Linked DNA regions of Homo sapiens: all the other regions are linked to region 3. The links are chromatin contacts, found by Hi-C in ENCODE. All regions are on one chromosome and are shown on one strand. The core of a region is the stretch at or near the end of the contact, and the rest is flanking DNA. Distances in the headings are between cores, read along the strand shown.

Region 1 (3,334 bases), core at 705-3,204, 2.3 Mb before region 3:
TATGACCCTTAAGATCTTATTATCTTTTTATTTTTATTTTTTTGATACGGAGTTTCACTCTTGTTGCCCAGAGTGGAGTGCAGTGGGCACATCTCGGCTCACTGCAACCTCCGCCTCCTGAGTTCAAGCAATTCTCTTGCCTCAGGTTTCCAAGTAGCTGGGATTACAGGCATGCGCCACCATGCTCAGCTAATTTTGTATTTTTAGTAGAGATGGGGTTTCACCATGTTGGTCAGGTTGTTCTCAAACTCCTGACCTCAGGTGGTCCGCCTGCCTCGGCCTCCCAAAGTGCTGGGATTACAGGCTTGAGCCACCGCGCTTGGCCCGCTTAGGATGTTTAACATGGCTAAGGCTTGGCTTCCTCATCTGTAAAAAAGGGAGAAGATTTAAGTCACAGGATTTTAAGTGAGAGTTTTGGGAAAATCTCTGGTACAAAATGAACACTAAGTACATTTGTTTCTTTCTGTATTTTTAAATGATATTCTGAAACTTCCCTGATTGGGATCTTCTACTGGCCTTTCCCCACGAGCCACTTGGTTTGAAATAGGCAGAGCATATGGTGATATTTGTTTATTGCTATTTTCAGTCTTTTCCATGTAAAACTGAAATTCTGACTATGCAATTTACCAGCCGAGTAACCTTGGGCACCCTCTTTGTGCCTCAAAATTTTAAGGATTGAGATGATATGCTATAGTGTTTGTATTAGTGCCTGGTACATGGTACTCAAAAGACACTAGCTGTAATTATTCTTCAGGACTTTATTTTTTTTACTTTCATTGCTAGCAGTTTTTCTACCCTCTCTCCTGCAGGCATTCTCCCAGAAAAAAGGCTGACTCTGTGGTGCCATTTGAGAGAAATAGGTTCAGTAGATTCTTCCAGAGATGACAAACGAAAAGACTTGATGTGGAAGTAAGAGAAGTAGGGGCGTCAGGACACTGAAGTGAGAGATCTTTTGTTCTCGTGGCATTGGAGAAGCCAGGAAAGAAAAAGGCTTTAGCAGGGACCAGGTGCGTCCACTTTGCAAGTGGATTTGGAGAGAACAAGCAGTGTTCACATATCAGTCCAGCAATGTCTCAAGACTCCTTCCTGGAACAGTCATCAGTTTAATCCAGTGAGGATGGTGTCTCTCTTCTTTCATGAGCATTTTCCTATTTCTGAAATATTAATAAATAGGTGCTTTGTTCCTAGGAAGTGGAGAGAAGTCAAGGAAAATACTCATCATACTCCTAGAAGTCAAGGAAAATACTCCTCGTACTCCTCATGGCCGCTGGAGCCCGCTGCTATGAGGTTATGGAGAACGTCTTGAACATTCCATTCCCCAGCACCTAGTGCAGTGACTAGCATAGTAGGCACTCAAAAAGTGTCTGTAGGATTGTATTTCAAACTTTAGTTGTCTTTCCCAAAGAAGCCTGTCGTGCCCACACGCGGCCGCAAGAAGTCCGCGCCTAGAAATAACATTTATTCTAAGGATCTCTGCGCAGAGATTCTTGGGAAGCGGTTCCCCTCCCGCATTCCCTTGTTACTCCTCCCCTCGGCCGCCTTTGAAAGAAGTGGCACGCCACATGATTCCATCCTTTCTCCCACCTCCAAAGACCTGGCTGATAATGGGCAGGAGCGTAGGCCAACCATAAAACTTTATTTCCTCTTCCAGCCAATAGCAAGAGGCGATGAGTATATGGCTCCTCTTTTGTGACTTCCCCCGCCCCCTTTGATTCCGCCCCCTATTCCTCCACTCAGATTCCACACTTGACAACACATCTGGCCAATGAGAAGTTCCTACTCTGCGTGGGAAGGATGGACTGACTAGATGATAGACGTCCATCCCTGGCCAATGGAATATCAAAAGTGCGGGAGGGGTGTAGAATGCAACCAATGGCGAGGTGCCAGAAACGAGCATCAGGGAAAGGGCGGGACGAAAGTGTTCGCGGGAGGGAGGGGAAGGCCCAGGGAACCAAGCAGCGCTGTCGCCGCCGCCGCTGCAGCCGGAGTTGGAGGAGGGAGAAGCTAGGAAGAAAATGGCGGCCGTGGCTGCAGAGGCGGCAGCGACTGCAGCGTCCCCCGGGGAGGGGGGCGCCGGCGAGGCCGAGCCGGAGATGGAGCCCATCCCCGGCAGTGAGGCCGGCACTGACCCCCTCCCGGTCACGGCCACTGAAGCGTCTGTGCCGGATGGCGAGACTGACGGGCAGCAATCCGCTCCTCAGGCCGACGAGCCGCCGCTCCCGCCGCCACCGCCGCCGCCGGGGGAGCTCGCCCGCAGCCCAGAGGCGGTGGGGCCGGAGCTGGAGGCTGAGGAGAAACTGTCCGTTCGGGTGGCGGAGTCGGCGGCAGCCGCGCCTCAGGGAGGGCCGGAACTTCCACCTTCTCCTGCATCGCCGCCGGAGCAGCCCCCGGCTCCCGAGGAGCGCGAGGAGCCGCCGCTGCCTCAGCCCGTAGCCCCGGCGCTCGTGCCGCCGGCGGGCGGGGACTCCACGGTGTCGCAACTGATCCCGGGCTCGGAGGTGCGGGTCACGCTGGACCACATCATTGAGGACGCGCTTGTCGTGTCGTTCCGCTTCGGGGAGAAGCTCTTCTCCGGGGTCCTCATGGATCTGTCCAAAAGGTACCGCGCCCGCCCCCAGCACCCTCCGGTCCGCTGGGTCCCCAGGGAGGGAGTGAGCCCGGGCGGCCCCCTCTCCCCGAGCCCTCGCTTCCCCGCTGCCCGGGGCCCCGCCCTCTGGTCCTGCGCGGCGCGTGGCGCGCGCTCCGAGTGGGGCAGGCGCGCGAGACCGGGAGAGGGCGGTCCCGGCCCCAGGTGGGCGCCTGCGGGGCAGGTGTGCCACCAGGTGGGAGGGTGCAGGTGCAGATGGGCTCACAGGTCTCACCCCTCACGCCTGGTCTTCTTCTGCGACTTGGCCTGGAGTCACCGTCACTGGGCGGGTGGGTTAATGCAAGATGCAGATGGATTTTTGCAGAGAACGGAGTGTTGGACGGGGGGACGGGGGGGCGGGGGGCATTGCTTGCGAGGAGGCACTTGTCTGTCCTCTAACGTTTAACTTTAGCGGGATTGGAGAAAGGGGTGTGTACATTGGGGTTCCCAAAAGGTTACCTGTCACTCCTTACAGGGGGAAGAGCATTTGTTAAAATGAACCTTTTAACTGTAATTCTTACGGTTAGAAGTCATTCCCGTTAGGTTAACCATTCAACAGAGAAGCATATTTTGCTAATTTTAATGATAGTTTAAGAAAAGTTTAAAGAAGAGATTGGAGATTTTTAAAAAATCCTTTAATGTCAAGGTGGTGTAGCATAAAAATGTTCAAGTAACTTCTAACACCTGGGATTCAGTTTATGTATTAAG
Region 2 (3,362 bases), core at 779-3,278, 2.6 Mb before region 3:
TTCATTTAACAAATATTTAATAAGTTCCCATTATGTGCTAATTCTACTGTTTCTACCAACCTTACAAATTTTATGAAAGAATTACATGAAATGACAAAAATGCTTTACAAAGTGTAAGTCATAAAAATAATTCATGTTATTGTTAAAAATAGAAGATTTTCTCTTGTTATTAAATAAGACTAAAGCCCAGAACAAAATAAGAAATGTTTGCCAGATTGTAGAACAACCAGAAGGAGGAATCCCCATTGCAGTTCAAAAATTGCCCAAAAGCTGGCTTTTAGGGACCACACCCAAGACTATAGATTGCTGACAGCCACAGAAAACAAATATTTACTACAAGTTGAGCCCAAAGGCCTCCACTGAGAACCTAAAACTACACAGAACTGAAGAAGTGCATGCGTCTGATTCCCGCAGGGCCTTTGGAGAAAGTGGGACTCTAGGAATTCAGAGATGAGAAGAGGGCCCAGGAATGCATCACCAGGAGCCATCCAGTCAGCTCCTCCCCGCATCCCAGGCCTGGCCTCACAGAATCCTGAAGATGAAACATCACCCACTCCACAAGCTAACAGTCCAACAACTCCAAACAACCGGCACGACCCCCAGAGTCCACCTTCTCTCTCTCAAAGAGCTTCTTGTATGGCTGCTTATCTGTTCCAAGGAGTACCATGCATAAGGACAGCAGTATGATTTTAAAAACAACAAATAAAGAGAAGCCAGTTCTGTCCAAAAACCCATTGTTAATAACGGGGATAAAGTGTCAGTAAAGCGCTACACTCAGAAGGGTTTGGGGCAAAATCAAAGCAGAACCAGGGCACACAAATAAAATAAAGGACACTGCACTTTGGGAGGCCGAAGCGGGCGGATCACCTGAGGTCAGGAGTTCAAGACCAGCCTGGCCAACGTGGCGAAACCCTGTCTCTACTAAAAATACAAAAATTAGCCAGGCATTGTGGCGCGCATCTGTAATCCCAGCTACTCTCGAGGCTGAGGCACAAGAATTGCTTGGACCCAGGAGGCGGAGGTTGCAGTGAGCCGAGATCTTACCACTGCCCTCCAGCCCGGGCGACAGGCCGGGAGCAAGACTCCATCTCAAAAAGAAAAAGAAAAAAAAGAAAGAAAGGACACTGAATGTGAAGGTCTCAAATGACAAGAAAATACCGTAATACAATAATTAAACCCATTGAGGCATCAAGAAAGAAAAGTGACACTGTTTGCCAATTAGTATACAAGTCAGGTTCAGTATGTAAAAGATTCTTTTTAAAAAAATAGAAAATTTAAAAAAAATTCTTACTATCCAAAGACAAGATTGAAATTGAGAATAGGAACACAATAAACAAAAAGTAATAGCCATAGTCTTCCAACCCTGAAACCTCCTAAGAGCACCATATTTACTGTCCAATATTTTCATGCTATTGTCACTGCAAGAAAGTTTATGACTTGCTAAATAGAGACCACAGTCTACAACTCCAGGTTTAAAGCATATTATTTTATCATCCATAGAGATTCTAAACCACTTCCTGACCCCACTCTATCCCCCCCCACCCTGAAAATAACAAAAGGTTAAAAATATGTCCCTTTTGAAAATGGAGCCACATCTTTACTAAAGCACTGGAAATATCTCCAAGTCACTGACATTTTTATATTTCTAGACCATGACAAAAGTCTCACCTACTTGATTCTAATGTCATTTCAATATGCCTTAAACATCTTGATTATATCTTTAATGTGCCATTTACTCTGCAATAATCCACTGTACAAAAGCCTGCTGCCTCTCAAACAGAAGATAAGTACATAATAAATCAGCTTGCAATGATTATTTTTTCCCAGCTCATACTCACAGCGAGCTCCTAAAATTTCATTTTATTTTATCATTTCCAATTCAGCCGCTGTTCTCCCCCTCCTCGTTGTGCTACTGTCTCCTGTCCATCCTGTCCACCCTTTGGCATGCCTTCCGGCCCAGGGTTTACCACTCCAATCGGCCCTGCTGGTGCCATCCAGGAAAGGAAGAGCGGTCAAGCGTCTTGGAGAAAGAGCATCTTTCTGGAGAGACTCTTATTTGCTGGGGTAGAGGAAGGCAGCTAAGGCCTATTTGCATATGCTTTTATTCCATTTCCACACCCTGCACGCTAACCCTCTCTGGAAAGTCCCTTCTAGATCCCTCCTCGGCACAGCGAGGGAGGAAGAGGCTGGGCCGGAATGGAAGGTTCCAGCCTGGCAGTGTCAGCTTCTCTCCGCGGAGCTGAGGGGGAAGCCTCCACCTTCCCCATCATGCGTGCAGGGTCTGGACCCCCGGGTCGGGGACCCTCTTGCAGCACGTGTCAGGAGCAGCCTGGTGCTTTGGCCTGCGCGCTCTAGAGCGTTCTGTGCAGGATGCGCCTGCTCCCCTGCAGCCTCCCCCGAGGAAGTTCTGGTCAGGCGCTGGGTCCCCAGGCTTCCTGTCTGTACTCTCCGCAGCCCCGCGGGGAAATCCCGAGAGCTTTATCGGCTGCCCAATGAGCCTGTTGGCTTTTCAAGTGCGCGCAGGCTGAGTTTCAGCCAAAACCTCAATTTAAACGTTAACCAAAAATAAATAAATAACATGTGTGCAGGCATTTAAAAAGAGAGACTGCCTTTGGGGAGAAGATCAGGCAGAAAGCTCCCTTGTTTCATTGCTGCAGATACACGAGGCCTGGATTTGCTCACCCTTTGAACAAAGGGATTCTTTGAACTGTAAACTGACCTGGCAGGCGGAACACTGAGAAATCTTCCTGAGCACCTTTCTCTGGAAATGTGAACATTCAAGGCAGTCTTGTGTGTCAGCTAAAGAGAACAGTCATAGCTAAATTTTAATGGGCACCTACTAGGCACCAGGCACTCTGCTAAATGTATCACGTGCATCATCTTCCCTAATCCCACAGCAATCATCCATAGCAGGTAGCCCGAATTATTATCTCCATTTTGTGATCCCCTTTTACTCATAAGGGAATTTTATCTTTGGTGAGGTTAGGGGGACTTGCCTAAGGTCACACAATTAGTAAGTGTTTCCATGGGTGCCCTTAGCTGCTCCTTTTCCCAAACTGGAAAGAACGTACAAGGCCTTTGGAATGTGCAACTGCAAATTCAAATTCCCAGTCGAGAAAATATAGCTTCCTTTCCTTGGTCACGTGCTCATGGACCGAAAAAGACCAGCTCAAAGGATTTTGCTTCCAGGCAGATGTAGTCACTTTCCTGACCTCCCCTGAAGGTTTTTGTTGCTTATCTTGCTGAGCTCCCAAAAGGTTTGTTTGAACGTCTACTATAGATAACGTTTTTAAAAGCAAATATTTATTGAGCAATTGTTATACACCAGACACTGTTCATAAAAACATGTTCTTATTTAATAC
Region 3 (3,236 bases), core at 354-2,853:
GAGTCTTTATTTGATCCTTTCGAGGGATCCTTCCATTTCAACCTCCTAAGTAGCTGGCCTCACAAGAGTGTGCCCCAACGCCTGGCTTTTTTTTTTTTTTTTTTTTTTTTTTTAAAGACTGGGCTGGCAGGGGGATCTCACTTTGCTGCCCAGGCTGGTCTCAAACTCCTGGGCTCAAGTGATCCTCCTGCCTTGGCCTCCCAGCCTCCCAAAATGCTGGGATAACAGGCGTGAGCCACTGTGCCTGGCCTGTAATGAACTATTGTAGAACCTAAGATTGGCCTTTTAAGACGTCTTTTCAGGCTTTTGCATTTCTGACAAACGGATGACCCCACCCAGACCAGCCACTCCTCTGCTGGCCCTCCATCAAGAAGCCGATTCAGCAAAGGAGAACCATTTTCCATACTCCTCTGATTGCATCCCTAACCAATCAGCAGCACCCATGCCCTAACCCTCTGCTCACCAAACTATCTTTGAAAAACTCTAGCTTCCAAATGTTCAGGAAGATTGATTTGAGTAATAACTCTGTCTCTCAAGTGGCATGGCCAGCCTCATGTCAAACTCTTCACTGCAATGACTTGGTCGCAGTGAATTGACTTTATCTGTAAAGTGGGCAGAAAGAACCCGCTAAGCAATTACACTATATGCAATTATCTTAAATGTTTCCTTGATTATTATATGTTTCTTCCAATTACGTTTGAATTCCAAGAGAGCTGGGTCTTTAACTATATTCCCCACTTCTGGAACATACAAGATGCTCAATAAATATTTGTAGAATGAAAAGAACTGTAAAATTTCAGCAGATGGATCAAATGAAACTTAAGGTTGCTTGTAGCTTTAACATGAGCATTGATAAAAATGAGTAAGTAGAGAAGGAAGTGATGACAACCATTGCAACAAAGCAATGGAAGCAATGTGCATATTTATCCTTAAAAAACACAAACCTGTCATATGTATGTGTATGTGTGCGTGTATATATAATGTTGGCTTTTTAGTTTCCCGTGGAGTGTGAACTGAGTTTCTGAGGTTTATAGTAAAGCATTTAACAAGGATTTCAGGTAGTTGTCTAAATATAAAACATTGTATCATAGAATTAGAGCGGAAAAGGATTTAGAATACAAGTTCTTCAATTTTACAGGGGTGGAAACTAAGGCCTAGAGATCTAAGTGTACTTGGGCATTGGGAAATAAATACAGCGATGTGTCTGTCGATGAGGAATGCGTATGCCAATCATACTTCTGTATAATCATTACTAATAACATAGTAATACTGCCTTACATTTGAAAAGTGTTTGAGTGTGACTAGACCCTGCACCAGTGGTTCTGAAACTTGAGCGTGATCAGAATCACCTAGAGGATTTGTAAAAGCACAGATCGCTGGGCCCCACCTCCAAAATTTCTGGCTCGGTAGGTCTGGGGCCGGGGACTGGGAAAGCTTAAGAGAAACCATCCCAACTCCTCTCAGCTCTCCCAACTCAACCTCTCAGCTCTCCCAACTCAACCGGCCGAGCTCGGCACTCAGGGAAAACTACAAGTCCCGGCGTGCCCCGCGCGCAGCGGCGGAAAGTCGGACACTTCCGCTCCACGCAGCGCCTGTGCTGCCGCGTCTCGACGTGTCACCGGCGGCGCCGCTGCTGTGGCAAAGGAAGGAGCTGACTGGGGGAGTTCGAGGCGGCGGGCGGCGGTGACCCCGGCCTGGAACTGCCCCGGTACGGAAGTGTTCCGGGGTCCGTGGGGAGCAGGAGAGGGAGGCGGCGGACCGTCCCGCGCGGGGCACGATGTTGAACATGTGGAAGGTGCGCGAGCTGGTGGACAAAGCGTGAGTATCGGGGGGCAGTTGTGGCCGAGGCCCACGTGGGGGAGGGGGGAGGGGGAGAAGGAGCTGGCCTTGGGCTAGGGGTTGCCCACGTCACGCCCCCTGGCTCTGCCAGCCCCATCATGGCGGCGGCCCGCTCCTTCCCGGCCCCGGGCCTCATCCCCGCTGGCGAGGCTGGGGAGGGACCCTCCCTCGTTTTAAAAAAAAACATCCTCTTGGCCACCCTTCTCTCCTTTCCAGGCCTTCCCGTCCCTTCCCCTATTCCAACCCCTGGGTGCCGACGCTTTGGTCATAAGGGGCGGGTTGTTTGGCGCTGGGTCACTGCCCTGGCCGGAGGACTGTCTTGGCCCCAGGCCGTGGGCTTTGCCTCCTGGGGAGCAGGGAAGGTTTGGGGGTGGGGGGCACAATGCACTGGTTCCCTGTGTCCCTCAAGGTGTAGTACGGAGAGACCTTAGACCTGGTTGGGGTGTGTCTTTTATCTTCCTTGCCTCCTCTTAATTCCTAATGAACCTGAAGTGTTGGAGTGGGTGGTAGTAGTGTAACAAGTGGCTATTGTGGTCAGCCTGAAGTTACTCAAGAAGACACTCATCCTTTGCTTTTCTAACACTAGTGAAAGTAGATCACTATATGACTTCTTGCGATTTTTTCTTCTGTTTCTTTTTCCACTACACATCATTTTTGGTGTGCTACTTGTTCCATTCGATTAAATTAAGAGGTCATTAAGAAATGTCCTCTTAAGGAAAAAAACAACCCAGGTTTATATCCTGTTGATCTGCTTTTAAAAGCAGGTAAAACGACCAGTACGTAGTTGATTTCCTTTAAGACTGAAATAACTTTAGTCTCTTACTTGCACAAGGAAAACCTTAACTTTTAAAATGAGTATATCAGGTATAACAGTGGTTAAGTAAGGTCTTCTAGGCCAGCAGGAAATAAAGTTTAAGAATTTAAGCAGTCCTCTTCCTTTGGGGCTTTAATGATTATGCAATAAGTGTGGTGAGAAAAACAGTTGATTTGTGCCACCCACCTAACCTAAAATCAGGAAGTATAGATAGCAAACTGTTTTCTTGACACCAGGAAACAAAGTAATTTCCAGTGCCTTGTCTGATACATCAGATAGAACTTAGAGCTTGACCATATTTTTATATTTTCTGTGCTACCAAGAAGGCAATAGAGTGCCTAAGGAGCACAGGTTTCAGAACCTGCAAAGCTGGGTTCAAGCTTTATAACCTTGGGGAAGTTACTTATCCTCACAGTGCCCTAGTTTTCTCTGGTACAAAATGAAAATGCAACGATACCTACCTTAGAATGTTGTTGTGAGGCTTAAGGGTTAAGGGATTGTATTGCATATAAAGCCCTTAACAGAATATGTTTATATTAGTGTACTTTTGAAACTAGCAAATGTTTTGCATTTAGAGTGAAAT

The links. Hi-C counts contacts between places; a loop is a spot of excess contacts on that map. Pooled maps may share reads with other maps.
Region 1: a loop to region 3 is called in a map of B cell, with 23 times the contacts of the local background. The contact joins the promoter of PWWP2A here to the promoter of CLINT1 in region 3. A Hi-C loop is called at or near these places in 5 of 168 maps with a recorded cell type or tissue (B cell, CD4-positive, alpha-beta T cell, CD8-positive, alpha-beta T cell and 1 more) and 12 of 50 pooled maps.
Region 2: a map of GM12878 shows a loop between it and region 3 (3-fold over the local background). The contact joins the promoter of MIR3142HG here to the promoter of CLINT1 in region 3. A Hi-C loop is called at or near these places in 1 of 168 maps with a recorded cell type or tissue (GM12878), 6 of 37 single-sample maps with no recorded cell type and 7 of 50 pooled maps.

Annotation. Positions count from the first base shown.
Region 1 is chr5:160,118,070-160,121,403 of GRCh38, reverse strand. PWWP2A (PWWP domain containing 2A) reads left to right here and starts at 1,954. Exons shown (of 2, transcript NM_001130864.2): 1 at 1,954-2,599. The coding sequence starts at 2,016. RefSeq lists silencers at 1,829-1,878, 2,039-2,138, 2,239-2,418, 2,539-2,958 and an enhancer at 1,903-2,402.
Region 2 is chr5:160,466,917-160,470,278 of GRCh38, reverse strand. It overlaps MIR3142HG (MIR3142 host gene), which reads right to left and starts at 2,028. Exons shown (of 2, transcript NR_132748.1): 1 at 1,839-2,028. RefSeq lists enhancers at 1,924-2,083, 2,114-2,343, 1,811-2,447, 2,448-3,084.
Region 3 is chr5:157,857,512-157,860,747 of GRCh38, reverse strand. CLINT1 (clathrin interactor 1) reads left to right here and starts at 1,603. Exons shown (of 12, transcript NM_014666.4): 1 at 1,603-1,818. The coding sequence starts at 1,778. RefSeq lists enhancers at 1,315-1,554, 1,392-1,973.